Linked DNA regions of Homo sapiens: region 1 is linked to region 2. Evidence: chromatin contacts called from ENCODE Hi-C or POLR2A ChIA-PET data. All regions are on one chromosome and are shown on one strand. The core of a region is the stretch at or near the end of the contact, and the rest is flanking DNA. Distances in the headings are between cores, read along the strand shown.

What was found. Hi-C counts contacts between places; a loop is a spot of excess contacts on that map. ChIA-PET counts read pairs that join two places held with the same protein, here RNA polymerase II (POLR2A). Pooled maps may share reads with other maps.
Region 1: a pooled map shows a loop between it and region 2 (6-fold over the local background). The contact joins two enhancer-like sites. A Hi-C loop is called at or near these places in 4 of 168 maps with a recorded cell type or tissue (OCI-LY7, PC-9, astrocyte of the cerebellum and 1 more), 1 of 37 single-sample maps with no recorded cell type and 2 of 50 pooled maps. POLR2A ChIA-PET finds 5 or more read pairs at or near these places in 5 of 52 experiments (BJ, PC-3, PC-9 and 2 more).

What each region holds. Positions count from the first base shown.
Region 1 is chr15:39,197,863-39,205,336 of GRCh38, reverse strand. All of the region lies in intron 1 of LOC105370777 (a long non-coding RNA gene), which reads left to right. Among named protein-coding and RNA genes, the nearest start is that of LINC02915, 49 kb to the left of the region's middle. Within about 2 kb of position 6,081, at least 5 of the 41 ENCODE cell types and tissues checked have a DNase peak (open chromatin) inside an H3K27ac peak, as active enhancers do.
Region 2 is chr15:39,120,412-39,127,291 of GRCh38, reverse strand. The region is part of intron 1 of LOC105370777 (a long non-coding RNA gene); the gene reads left to right. Among named protein-coding and RNA genes, the nearest start is that of LINC02915, 130 kb to the left of the region's middle. Within about 2 kb of position 1,876, at least 5 of the 41 ENCODE cell types and tissues checked have a DNase peak (open chromatin) inside an H3K27ac peak, as active enhancers do.

The DNA of each region.
Region 1 (7,474 bases), core at 4,832-7,331, 74 kb before region 2:
GGGTGAAATGAATAGAAGTCAGACAACCTTTCTATAAGTTCCTTTGGATGGGAGCTGGCAGAATCTAGAACTGGCAGCTTTTCATCATGGAATATCCATTAACCTTGTTTATCTCTGGAAAAACACTGCTGTATTTCCACAGTCTGCTGCTGGTCAAAGAATGATACAAGAAATCATCTTTGAGTTCAAGGGAAAGGATGAGCTTTTTAGCCCTTGTGAAAATACAGTCTTGGGGTGCTGATTTTTCCTCTTTATTCTGAGATAGCAAGTGGCATGCAACAGAATATGATCGGAATACAGATACCTGATTCAGAAATGCCCTCCTTAGATTCTGGTAGCTACAAACCAGAGACCTCCTATGGCCAGACCCTAGCTTCTTCTGGTGTCTGCAGTTGATATTTGTACTTTGGAAGCTAAAGCTGAATGTAGGATTCAAATTCTTACTCTGACTTCCAGGTTTTTTTTTTTTTTCCCCTTGACATAATGTCCCAGAACAGTGCTGCTGGACTGCAAGACTTCTAGTTCTTTCTCTGTGGTTCACCCTACATCTATGTGTGACATTTCTATATACTCAGAACTATAAAGCATTCTCATTTGTCTTCAGAGCAAACAATAGGTGTTTTATGTGAATGTTTATTAATGAAAGAATCTGTATAAGAGTTTAAAAAGGGAGAGTTTGATTAAACTTGTGAAACTTGTTATTCACAGAAACAGGTATTAAACGTGAAAGTAGGCTACAGTATGAGGTTTTAAGTCACCAGGTGTAGCAATTTTCAAATAAGAGAGGAAATCATTTTCTTGGAGGATTAACTGCTATTTCATCTTGAGACAATTGAGGTGGTTGAAGGAGGATGCTGTTGAATCTGATGCAGAAATTAATAATTCTCTAATTTAAATGTAATTAATTTATAAATATGTCCTTTTAGAAAATACATTGAAAGAGCTTAATTTCAAAATATTTTAAAATGAATTATAGAATATGGACTTGGACAAATAATGTGCTAGTTATATACTTTGTCCCCTAGTCTCTAATCAGCACAGATTGAGTCAGTTTTAAATAGCAATTCTTAAAACAAAATTCGAGGAAGAAGATGCCACAGAATTCTGTGGTATGTTGCTTAACAACAATTATATCAGGAAACTCTTACTCATACCTAAACACAAGCCCAGTATTCTATATTTTAAATGTGTTTTTCTCCAATAAATGGTCAAAAAATCATGTTTATGTATAATGTAATTAAATATAACATACAGTTGTGTATGTTGCCACACACATAGGCTTGATTGTATTAAAATGCAACATTAGAAGAATAGCATTCTTTATAGTCGCATATTTTTGCTTGACTGGTCACATTTGATGAATAAAGGGTATTTCAATCTTCGAAATAAGTTTATGTTCTTATGCTGTTGGCTGTCTTATTAAATGTCCATGAAAGGCAAGCTTAAGGATATGTAAATCTAGCTTTGAATATATATGTAGCATTTTCAGTGGGCCATTGTACTGATTATTTTCACACATTACATCACTTAATTTCTATAATATTCATGTGATACAAGAATTGCCAATGCCATTTTATAGGCATATTCCATACAGAACTTCGATGCCCACCTTAAAGTCCAGCTAGCTGAAGATTTTTATGCCAAGAAATGCAAACACAAAAACAAAAGGTCTTAAAGAGTGATAAAGACTCTTGTGTGACCTAGACAGACAATTCTGTCTTCATGATTGGTTCATTTTAAAAGAAAATGAAGCAAGAAATCTGAACAAATAAAAATAAAATCTTCTCTATATGGGAGATCATTGGACTGGAATGAGAGTCAAGAAATATAATAGTACATCAACTCTGTGACCAGCTCTATGTGTTGTATGGAGCCACAGTTTTTTTCTCTATCTATAAACTCAATATAATGGCCATAATTAATGTATGTTAGATGCTTTGACCATGACCTACAGTCATAAATACATTTTATATTGCAACTCATTAAAATACACACACGCACGCACACACTCTCTCTTTCTCTCTCTTTCTCCCCCTTTCCCCAAAAGTTTTACCAAACACTCCTTCCTTACTATGTCTGATGCATTCTGGTATTTTCTACTTTGTTCTATTTCACCTTTAAAAATCATGTTTGTGACCCACTAAAATGATTTTACAACCCACTGAGGGATCTCTTCTTGAACTTTAAAAAATGCTTTTAGCTCTTAAAAACAAATCATAGTATATTAATCTTGTATTTTATTATCACTCAAAAAACAAACCCATCCATGCCAATCCTCACTCCAAGAAACCACCAATGGAAATAACTGCTCTATTTATATATGTTCAAAAAACTAGAGATAAAATTTAACTGATGTTTTCTATGTTTGAAAAATGATCTATATATTTCAGGGAAAAAATAGTGAAACTCTGAGCTATTGAGTAATACAAAAGGAACAAAAGTCAACATTATTCATTGAGCAAATATGCTTATTAAGGTATCTGAAGCATCATAACAGGAGGTGGCTATAAAGGGTGTGGAACACAGTGTTTTATAGTACAGGACTTAAACATTCGTCATTATTAATGGCAATAAAAGAATTGATAGACTCTTTCACTACATCTTTTATTTAAAAAAAGGAAGTAATCATTCATTCCCTATATACTTGCACAACATTTGTAAGAAGAAAACTTTATATTTCTAATAATATGAAAATAGACATTCCAAGAATTAAAGCCAGTTTCTTCAAGAATGTACTCTTGTTTCCCAAGTAACTTTTATACTCTTTAATATGTGTTTGTGTCACTAAGAAATCTGAGTTTATCATTGAATACTGGATCAGTTACCCATTCCACAGTGTTTGTTGAGCTCCTTCTGTCTGCCCAAAACTGGGGATACAAGATAAATAGTACTGATGAAATTTCTGCTTTCACTAAGCTTACATTTCTATGAAAACTCAGTGAATCTTCACATCTTTTCAGTAAGATAAGTTGCTTTGGCATTTTTTTAATTCCAATTTTTATTTTAGATGCAGGGATACCTGTGCAGGTCTGTTACATGGGTATGCTGCACCCAGGTAATGAGCTTGGTGCCTAATAGGTAGTTTTTCAACCTCCCCCTCCCTCCCTTCTCTAGTAGTCCACAGTATCTATTACCCCATGTTTATGTCCATGTGTGCTGAGTGTTTAGCACCCACTCTTCATTTTAATACACACATATAGACTAAGAAATATTAACAAAACCATGTACAATTTAATGCATATTGAATAAGCCTCAGAACTTGGAGCAATCACTTAAGATGAAGGAATTGCATGTGGGCAAATCTGAATATTTGGTGTATTACAGTTAAAAATGTGATTTACTTTGGATAAAAGTGGCTCAGCACTGAGGAATGATGAAGAATGAAACTGGTGAAGTGTTAAAGACTGGAGTGATATCTGATAGATAAGTGGTGTAAGGGACAGTAGAATAGCGGGTATTCCTATGGCAGATAAACAATAGACAGCCACTCTAAGAATGGGGCTTAAAACTTGGGTTTCCATGGAGGGAGTTCATGAGTTTGGAAAGAAACATATATTTCACTAACCTCTAACTGAAATTTGCCGTTTTCTTCATTTATGAATGTCGGCAACACATCGCATCTGAATTATTTCCTATGACTTTGTTACAAATACAGATCATAGATCTTTCCATATTCTGTTATGGTGGCTAGAGATATCTTGAAATATCATTTGTGCTATCAGCATATTTAAATTATGGTGCTTATAGGTTAAGTACTAAATCATGTTAATGTAATAATAGGGATTCATATAAATTATATGAATTGTATATTTGCACGCCCCCACGAAAAAAGCTCTATATTTCTATATTGATTTCCCTGCAGATTTTTTTAAATTATAGCGTTCACAACTACAGAACTAATTATGTTTTATATCCTCTTTGAAGCTACACTAATTCCTACCTTAATTATCATCACCTGCTGAGGGTAAATTTTGTTTTAAAACATTTTTGAGAACTGTATTTCAGTGTGATTATTTTACTTGTAATCTTGTGTATTTTATGTTACATATTTAAAGATATTATTTCTGAAAGGGGTCCTCAGGATCTGCCAGACTTTCACAGGGGTTCCTGTCTCAAAAAGGGTTAAGCTCTTCTGCTGTAAGCAAAAGATGACAAACTCAAATGCCTACAGCACAGGCCTCAAGAACTGACTGAAGAAAGAGACCCACTAGAAGGCCAGTATAACAATCTAGAGAAAAAAAATTAGGGGGAATTTCGTGGGGTCCCAATAAATAACAGCCCCATTTTTCACTTAAATTTGGATCCAACTGAAAAAAGAAAAGACAAATAATAAGTCAGCTAGAGTTCAAAGTATCACCATTTCAATGAACACACCTGATATTAGAGAATGTGGCTTATTTCTTGGCTGTCACAACTCTAGGGGCCCTAGGTGAGAGAGGTAAGAGGACTGTAAAGTAAAGATGCCTCCTGGAGTCCTGGAGCTTTAACCCATTCAGCAATAGCATGCTGCAGCCTGCTTCATCTCCACCACTACAGACACTGATTCCTGCTGGACTTAAAGCAACTTACCCAGCAGGGCTGGTTTGGGCAGGCTTCCTCCTGCTGAGATGAGATTTTTCTGCAGGAGGCTTTGAAATGGGTCAGAACAATGCAGTAATTAAATGGACTCCAAGGCCAAAAATATTCTTTCTATTCTGTTTCCCTTGCTCAGTGCTGTCCTGCTACAACTGTTCAATATAATCTATTGGAAGTAACTGTCCAATATAACCTACTGGAAGTTATGAAATAAAATTAAGTGAAAATGCAGAGAGAAACTCCACGAATAAAATGCCAAGAAAGCGAGGATGCCCCAAATTTGAATATAGTTCCTCCCTCTGTGAAATTCTCTCAGAAGAATTAAAATCGATACATTAGTCCCTTCGCAAGTTTAAGTCTAATGTTAACAAAACCCAAGTGAATTAAAGTCTGAATCAAACTCTACTGCTTTGGTGAATTAAAAGCCCAACCCAACGTGACTAATTATATACTGACTTCCCATTAAGGGTTGGGGTGAGGGGTCTCCACAGTGTTAGCAGAGTGAGGGGTCCTGCCAGGGCTTGCAGCTGGGGCTCGCTCTTCTTGAGGCTGGTGTGGTTCCTGCAGGACTGCAGAAAATATATGCTGGGTTTCTGATGACTTTACTGATGAAAAGTTTCAAGCAGTTATTATTTTCACTGGTGGGCCACACCTACCATATTGAGAAAAGAAGCCAAACCTCATCCTCTAAAGCAATTATCCCAGAAAAAATTACATTCTCAGAATGTGGGGCTTAGTATATTGTCAAAAACTATGGCCCCAGATGCAATGTCAACATGAAGGGGAGGCTGAATGAGTCCTGGAATGGTAGATGGAAGAACCTCCTCCCAAACATATCCACATCCTAATCCCATGGACCCTGTCATACGTTACTTTGACTTTTCAGACATCATTAAGGATTTGAGATGGGCAGATTATCCTGGATTATCTAGAAAGGCTCCATATAATCACAAGGGTCCTTATAAGAGGAAGACAAGAGGGTCAGAGTTAGAGAGATTTACAGCTGCTACGCTACTTCCTTAAGGATGAATCAAGGAATACAGGTGGCCTCTAGAAGCTGGAAAAATCAAGGAGATGGATTTTCTCCTAGATGCTTCAGAAGGCCTGCAGCCCTGTCAACATCTTGATTTTAGCCTAGTAGATCCCACTTGGGACTTCTGACCTCCAGAAGTGTAAGATAATAAATTTGTGCTGTTTTAGGTCACTAAGTTCCTGGCAATTTGATACAGCAGCAAAAGAAAACTAATAATACAGTTGATTGAGAGCTTGTATTCTGGGGCAAATCCAGCCTGTATTCAGATCCCTGCTCAGCCACTAACTAAATATGTGGCCTTGCTGCCTACTAGCATAGGCTGAGGTCCCTGAATCACTAGCATGTGTGTGATAAGACAAGTGGCTTGTACTGTTTAGGGGAAAGACTTCACCATGAGATTCCCTGCATCCACTTAAGGCAGGCCTTTTCTAAGTCTCGTGCAATTGGTGTCTGCTGATGACATTCCTGCACATGTGACTTGGCTGAGCCCCAGGCTTTCTGAGTCCCCCAGCCACTACTTTGTCAAAGCTGAATTGTCCTGGTATTTTCCCTGAGTGTTACGTCTTTGTTGAGGGCAATGGAATCTTGCTTTAGGCTGTCACAATCTATAAAACAAACAACTACATATAAAAAACAGTCCATATAAAGCTACCACTGGACAAGCTGTAATTATCTGTCGGGGTTGAAATATTATGTCCTAAAGCCTAAGGCCCCTTTTCCAAGTCATAGAATTTTTAAAAAGCCAAGTGTGAAATTATAAAAAGCAACCTTATGAGCTAATAAAAGCCTCCGCAATCCACTAAGGTCAAAACATCTCTCTCATGCACACAAAAAAATCCAAAGCCCAGAACCGCTCAAGATCATTTAATGTTTGTTTTATTTTTCCCACTTCAGCCATTTGTTATGTTTCTCAGTGTTTCCAACCAATCCACCAAATGTTAGACTATTCTAAGGAAAGTCCTTTTTTTGTGGCCAAATTCAAACACAACTGAGAAATAAGACAAAGGAATAAGGCAATCATACACCAAAACATCATCTTTATTACCGATAAAGCTGAAGTTACAGGATGTGGCTTATATATGCTGTCAAGGGGTGAATGAACGGGACTCTGGTGAGAGGCCAGAAGTACAGTGATAATGTATGATCCTCCACATGGAAAGAGAGCAGCAGTTGCTAAAGCTTTCACCCATGACGGGGATAAAAGCCTGCCTTAGTCTGCTGTGGTAAAGAAGACTCAACTCAGGCAAGAAGTTACATACCCTGTTCAGGTGGATTAGGTGCAATGGTTTTGACTGACACACAGGCCACTTCAAATGGCTCAAGCACCCATCCCATGGACTTCCAGTCCTTCTGAAATCATCGTGTGAGATGAGTAAAAATGTTCCAGTGTAGTGGAAAGAAAGCTTTGTGATACCAGTCAGGTGATGATTATTTTTTTACTGTGGTGTGAGCAAGCAATGAATGCAAGAAGCAGCCCTTTAGGTATTGTTATGTAATTAACATGACTAATAAAGACATAAATCACAACTACCTGGAAGATCCTGTTGGAGGTGACACTGGATTAGCTATAGTATTTGCAGAACCCTCATGAACTATAAAAATAAAATAGCATAAAACTTATTCCTAAAGCTCATTTATAAGGTGAATTTTTGGCTTTTGTTCTTATTTGGGAAGAGACTTGCCTATTTTTACACAGAATTTGATTTTCTAGTTCACATTCATTTCATTGTGCAGTGAAGATATTAGCTGAAGTGTGAAGGTCAGTTTACGTGCAAATGCCTTAGCGTGGAAGTTTGTGGCAAGCTATGCAGGTGATGAGATTGTCAGTCCCCAAAGAGCCTGGAACAGGTTAGGATGGAGCTGCTA
Region 2 (6,880 bases), core at 627-3,126:
TCTATTGTTCTATTACAGAGAAATCTTTGGCTAGAATTCAGTGGGATAGGCAGTAAAACATGTTCTTGCTTGGGAATGAAAAAAGACCAACAACAAAACTAGTTTTCCATCCCAGCTTGACCACTTATATTTTTCAATAAATTCCTAATTTTATCCTTTTAAACATAGGTACTGTTACCTTTGGTGCTGCTAAGACCCAAGCTCTGGAGTCAGACTAATAGGGTTCAAATTCTTGCCTGTGATTTTGGGCAAATTGCTTAATATGTTCCTTCATCTGTTAATTAGAAAAAATAATAGGGCCAGGCGTGGTGGCTCATGCCTGTAATCCCAGCACTTTGGGAGGTCGAGGCGGGCGGATCACCTGAGGTCAGGAGTTCGAGACTAGCCTGGCCAACATGGCGAAACCGCGTCTCTACTAAAAATACAAAAATTAGCTAGGCGTGGTGGCAGGCGCCTGTAATCCCAGCTACATGGGAGGCTGAGGCAGGAGAATCACTTGAACCGGGAGGTGGAGGTTGCAGTGAGCCGAGATTGCACCATTGCACTCTAGCCTGGGAAACAAGAGTGAAACTCCGTCGAAATAAATAAATAAATAAATAAATAAATAAATAAATAAAAATAATATCTATTTATTAGGATTGCCATGTGGATGTAGAATTGTTTGAAGCTCCTGGCACGTAGGAAACACTCAATAAATCCTAGCTACTATGGTGCTATACTCCTCACCTTAATAACATCTGCAATGTATTTTGAGTTCCTTTTAAGTAAAAATTATATAAATATATGATTAAAATATTATATTTCAAGGCAACATAAGTCATAAAATCAGAATTTCTTAAATATTGCCCACATCCATTTTTGGAATAATTTAACCTTCACCACTTATTCACTGCGGGAGAGAACTACGAATATTATCCAGTGACTATTACCCAAGACTTACAGGTCTGAAAGAATGTTGCCAGAACCTAACAGACATTATTATCAGGGAAAGTCATTCCTAACTACAAATGACAATGTGATGCTCCATATTAGCATTAAAGAACAGTAGTTGCATCCTTGTTCTTCTTCAGGTAATGAATGAGCCATCTCCACATTTTGGTAAAGTAGGTTATTCACCTGCAGGAAACTGTAAGACTAAATTCTGATTCCGCAAAGACCAGGAAGACCCACCACACAAAACCACAACTGCTCCCCCTGATGGCTGGTGCCTAGAATTTCACGCATGCATCTTAGAAAATCCCATCAGGCTAAAACAACTTTCCTATGAACATCAATAATGTGTCAGTCCATGGACACAGGAAGGGGAACATCACACACCGGGGACTGTTGTGGGGTAGGGGGAGAGGGGAGGGATAGCATCAGGAGATATACCTAATGCTAAATGACGCGTTAATGGGTGCAGCACACCAACATGGCACATGTATACATATGTAACAAACTTGCACATTGTGCACATGCACCCTAAAACTTAAAGTATAATAATAATAAAATTTAAAAAAAGAATACCATAAAAATAGATTTGAAAAAAAAATAATGTTTCAGCCATTAACACTCTCCTATATTTTATAGAGAAGCCTTAGAATAAAGGCATCTCAAAATGAAAGTTGAAGGGAAACTATAAAGCTGGAAAATACATTCAGGATGGGAGACACAGTGAAGGTCAGCTTTGCTGATTTCATAGTTCTGTGTGAATCCAGCACTGGTTACCTGTATACATTGACAATAATCATATGCTTACCCTAATATCTAGAATGGAGAAAAGACTATTTAGGGGGCTGGGAAACCCACTGTTTGTCAAACTAAAGAATGTTTGATTATCTTTCATGACTCCTCATACCATCTGGTGAGTAATAATGAGCTCATTCTACTTCATTGATTCCAACATTTGATATTTAAAAGTGGTAATAAAGACCTTCATTACCTCTAGCTAACTTGGATCTGACTATGAACTGTTTACAAAATTCCAGTTTTCAAAGGGAAATTCTTTTAGGAGAATGCTAGGCAAATGGTGGCCCACGTTGAGGGAGTAAATTGACTCTGTAGTCAGCGAAGTGATTATTTTTGTAATGGAGCCCACAGCAAAACCCTTTGCAGCACTCAGAAGTCATCAACAGAGCTTGTTCTTGGCAAACCAGAGCATTCTCTGCTTCAGAGAATTACTTTCTAATTACTAAAAACATGATACGGGAGGAACACATGTTGGCTCCAACCAAGTGTATAAGTGGTGGAAAAGTTCAGTGTAACTGTTCAGCGAAACTGTGAAGAAGTAGAGTCTATGGGACTGTTGCTGGGAACATAGGAGTGGATGGGAGCCAGGTTTTTCTTCTCTTTGTGGGATTTGGGAGTTAGGTTATATGTCCTGTCTTTGGAAATTAAGAACTGTTGATATTCAAGGATAATCAAGGAAAAGCACTTCCAGGAATGGGAAGGTACATAGGCTAATTGTATCAGTACAGCCTGTTGCCCTGTGGACTTTGGCTGCCGCGGCCATATGATCTAACTAAGATGTTAAAATAGCAGATGAACATTTGCTAGATGAAGTAAGTTTGTCCTGATGGCTAGTTCCACTCTTCACTCTCCTGATTGAAAAAAATGTTGGCTTTCCTTCACTGCGGTGTTCACTAGATAGAAACTAAAACCGGCTCTGTGAAGTGAGTGGGAGGGTGAGGAAGGAAAAACAGTCCAACTAAAGCAGCTGAAGTAGGAAAGGGTCATGTGAGGAAGTGGAAGAGGTGAATGCCCTGGAAAAGATGGATGGAGGCATTTTTCTCAGCCATTTCGTGGTTGGATTGGGAGACACTGAATTTGGAAAAGCAGTCAGACAGAAGCGTTCCGGATAGCCAAGCTGTTGGCGTACCACCGAGTGCCAATTCTCAGGGTGTTACCCAGTCATTCTTGGGGTTTGTTTAAACATGGCAAGAGTTCCTGGGAAAAACCTGAGGCCACATTACTTAGCCATTTGAACTGCGAGTCCAAAGTAATTTTTTAGCAATTACAGTAGCATATGTATTTGCAGAGCAAAGACGAGTCACCAAGTCAGAGGATGTCTGTTGTTCACAGTGTCAATATGAAACATCAGCATGCTCCTGTCTTAGTTATGGGAATTGAGCCCTGGTCCATGCTCCAGCTCTGCCATCTCCAAGGTAGTATCACAAAGCTAAATTGTGCCCCTGGACTTCTTCCTGGATGTAATCTAGGACTTGCCCTGGGGATGAAGGCAGAGTTATCCTTATTCCCACTTCTACTTCTGCCATTCCACTTTCTGTGATTACTTCGATGTTTCTCTCCCTACCTCTCCCCAGCTCATTTTATTCAGCTCATTTCCTTTTGACAAGTAACCATTCACTGACTAGCGAGTACCTGATTCAAGGAATACAAGATGACCTATAGTAACTTATACTCTGTTAAATCTAGATGATGTGACTGTAGAATGAAACTAAACATCAGGTACCTCTCAAGCACCATCTTCAGCAAATCTCAAGTTTCTTGACTGCCCACATGGATCTCTTTTTTAGACTTCATTATTTTTGTTCCTGTCTCTGCCACTCAATAGCTGTATGACATTGGTAAAGTTACCTAACTTCCCTTTGCCTCACTTTCTTCATCTTAAGATTATTATGAGGATTTAATGTAGTGTATGTAAGATCCTGTTACACAGTAAGTGTTCAATAAACATTATCTACTATTATGTTATCCTCTTTTTTTCACTGCCCATTAAGAAGACTTTTTTTTTTTTTTTTTTTTTTTTTTTTTGACGGAGTCTCGCACTGTCGCCCAGGCTGGAGTGCACTGGTGTGATCTCGGCTCACTGCAAGCTCCACCTCCCGGGTTCATGCCATTCTCCTACCTCAGCCTCCTGAGTAGCTGGGACTACAGGCACCCGCCACCACGCCCAGCTAATTTTTTTTTTTGTATTTTTAGTAGATACGGGGTTTCACCGTCTTAGCCAGGATAGTCTCGATCTCCTGACCTTGTGATCCACCTGCCTCGGCCTCCCAAAGTGCCGGGATTACAGGCGTGAGCCACCGCGCCCGGCCAAGAAGACACTGTTTTATATTAAATGTCTTTCTTAGTGCCTTTCGTTTTATTTACTACATGCACTTTATTATATATTGCTTTTTTCTTTATTGTTACGGATGTGGTATCTTAAAACAGCAGCCAGATTTCATCAGTTTGGGGGAAAAGGACCACATCTTTTATTCTCTCCATATCCTACACACTACCTAACAGTGCTAGACATACAAAGGGTGCTTCAAAAATACTTGTTAATTGAATAAAGTATGAGTAAAAAGAAAGACTCTCTCTGAGTTATAACTCCATTGAAATTTCCTCAGCAGAATGGCCCCCATACTTCATAGCTGCCTCTATGTCTTTACATAACAATCTCGGTTCTTTCTTTCTTAAATCATTTTCCTCCAACCTCTGAGCTTCTTTGCCCATTAGATGGGACCAGGATCAAGTAATATGCTGTACAACATTTGATACCATTTGGTGGCTTCCTGAGTAGTGGTCTGTTTAAAGCCATAAGCATACCTTCCTAATCTTGTAGAGCTTTCCTTTAATAGGCTAATCTTAATCAGACTATCTATGTAGCCACCCTTTATCTTTCCAACCATATATTCCCACATGCTACTGCCCCAGCTCACACACTTTGGGAGGCTCTAATCATAAGAATATACGTGTAAACTTCACACAGAACTTACCTGGGGCTGTAAAAGTGTTACAGGCAGATAGAGAATGGGCCTGAGAGTTTAAGAAATTTCACCAGAAACACAGAGCAAATAAGAGGTAGGCCTAGAACTCCCCCAGGTCCTGAAACTCTAAGTTTTCTTTCTCCCATGGTAGGCTGTTTCTTACGAAATTGAAAAACTGAGATTGTAGTAAGTAGGATGAAGTCGGGATGATGTGTATATAAAATGAAACTAAGCTCCAGGTACACATCTCTTACAAAGAGCCCCACCTGGAATACAATTTCTCTGCAAACTTTACCACCCTCGAAAAAAATTGTTTGGGAGCCTCATAAAGTACCTCCTCAGACAGTATGTTAGAAAGTATGATTTCTGAAATGGGAGTGAGAGGATGAAGTATTTGCCTTCTCTGGGGTCTGGACGCAAGAGAATTATTCCTGAGAGGGAGATTCTTTCCTCATTAGTGGCAGCATGATGTATATGGCTGACCCATTACCCGCTCTCATAGGGTATAGCTGGGCATCTCTGTTTTAGCAAAGAGAATAATTCCTTTGCCATGAATGTCCATGGCTGAAGCACACAGAAAGAAGAGTAGATCTGATCAAAGAGCACATCCATGTTCACGGGTAGAACCATGGGCCCAGAGTGGGATGCTATACTGTACACAGTGAATGTGCTTCCTGCCTCCCTGTCTCCATCTGCACAATTGCCTAGCTCTGTGCTGTTTCTATGACTGTGGAGTCAGGTTGTCACTGCCACCCTCACCCTACTAAATGTCAAGATGCCCCATGTGTGAGGCAAGCTGGTGGATAGACACTGCTACTGCACGCTGACCAAGCTGCTTTTCTGGGCTTTGGCTTCCTTGGCTTTTTCCTGCAGAACTTAAAGATGCTCCCTGGAAGTGCCCGGTATCTTTGAAGCAGACTGAGGTCCCTTGAAGGTGGAATAGACTTTTCTCTCTTCTGCCTCCTAGGCAGACTGTTCTCAGAAAGTCTCTCTGCTAGAGCTGTTTAAATTCAAGCAATCAGTGATGCTTGTTACCAAGCAGTGACCAGCTTGCATAAGGACATCCTCATTGTTGCTCCTCTTTCCTCTGTGCTACACTCTCCATTTCCCCCTGCTCCTTAATAACGGGATAGCACATGAGATTTTGCTTTAGGTTTTGTAGCTAGGAATGTCAGCTAAGATAAGCATAGAGGCAGGAGAAAAGTTGAGATTCTGAAATAAAACTATTCAACCTCATTCATTACAACCCAGTCTGGCTTCTACATCTACCACATCACCAATAATCTATTTTTGTAGTTGCTTTTTTTTTTCAATTTTATTTTAGCTTCAGGGGGTACATGTGCAGGTTTGTTACCTGGGTACAGTGCAGGATGCTGAGGTTCGGGGTACAAATGAACACAGTATGGAGCGTAGCAGCCAACAGTTCGTTTTTCAACATTTGCCCTCCCCCTTCCACCTCTAGTAGTCCCTTGTGTCTACTGTTGCCATCTTTCTGTCCTTGAGTACCCAGTGTTTAACTCCCACTTACAAGTGAGAACATGTGGTGATTGGTTTTCTGTTCCTGTGTTAATTTGCTTAGGATAATGGCTCCAGCTGCATCCATGTTGCTGCAAAGGGCATGATTTCATTATTTTTTATGGCTGCATATGCATAATATTCTATGGGGATGTATATCCCACATTTTCTTTATCCGGTCTAGCACTGATGGACACCTAGGTTAATTCCATGTCTTTGCTATGCTGAATAGTGCTGTGATGAACATGCAAGTGCATGTGTCTTATTGGCAGAACAATTTGTTTTTCGTGTGTGTATATATCCAGTAATGAGATTGCTAGGTTGAATGAGATTTCCGTTTTTAAGTTCTTTTAGAAATCTCCAAACTGCTTTCCACAGTGGCTGAACTAATTTACATTCCCACCAACAGTGTTCCCTTTCTCCACAGCATCACCAATATCTGTTGTTTTTTGACTTTTTGATAATAGCTATTCTGCCTGGTGTGAGATAGTATCTCATTGTGGTTTTGATTTGCATTGCTCTAACGATTAGTGATGTGGAGCATTTTTTTCACATGTTTGTTGGCAGGTTATATGTCTTCTTTTGAGAAATGTCTGTTAATGTTCTTTGCCCACTTTTTAGTGGGGTTGTTTTTCTCTTGTAAATTTGTTTAAGTTCCTTATAGATTCTGG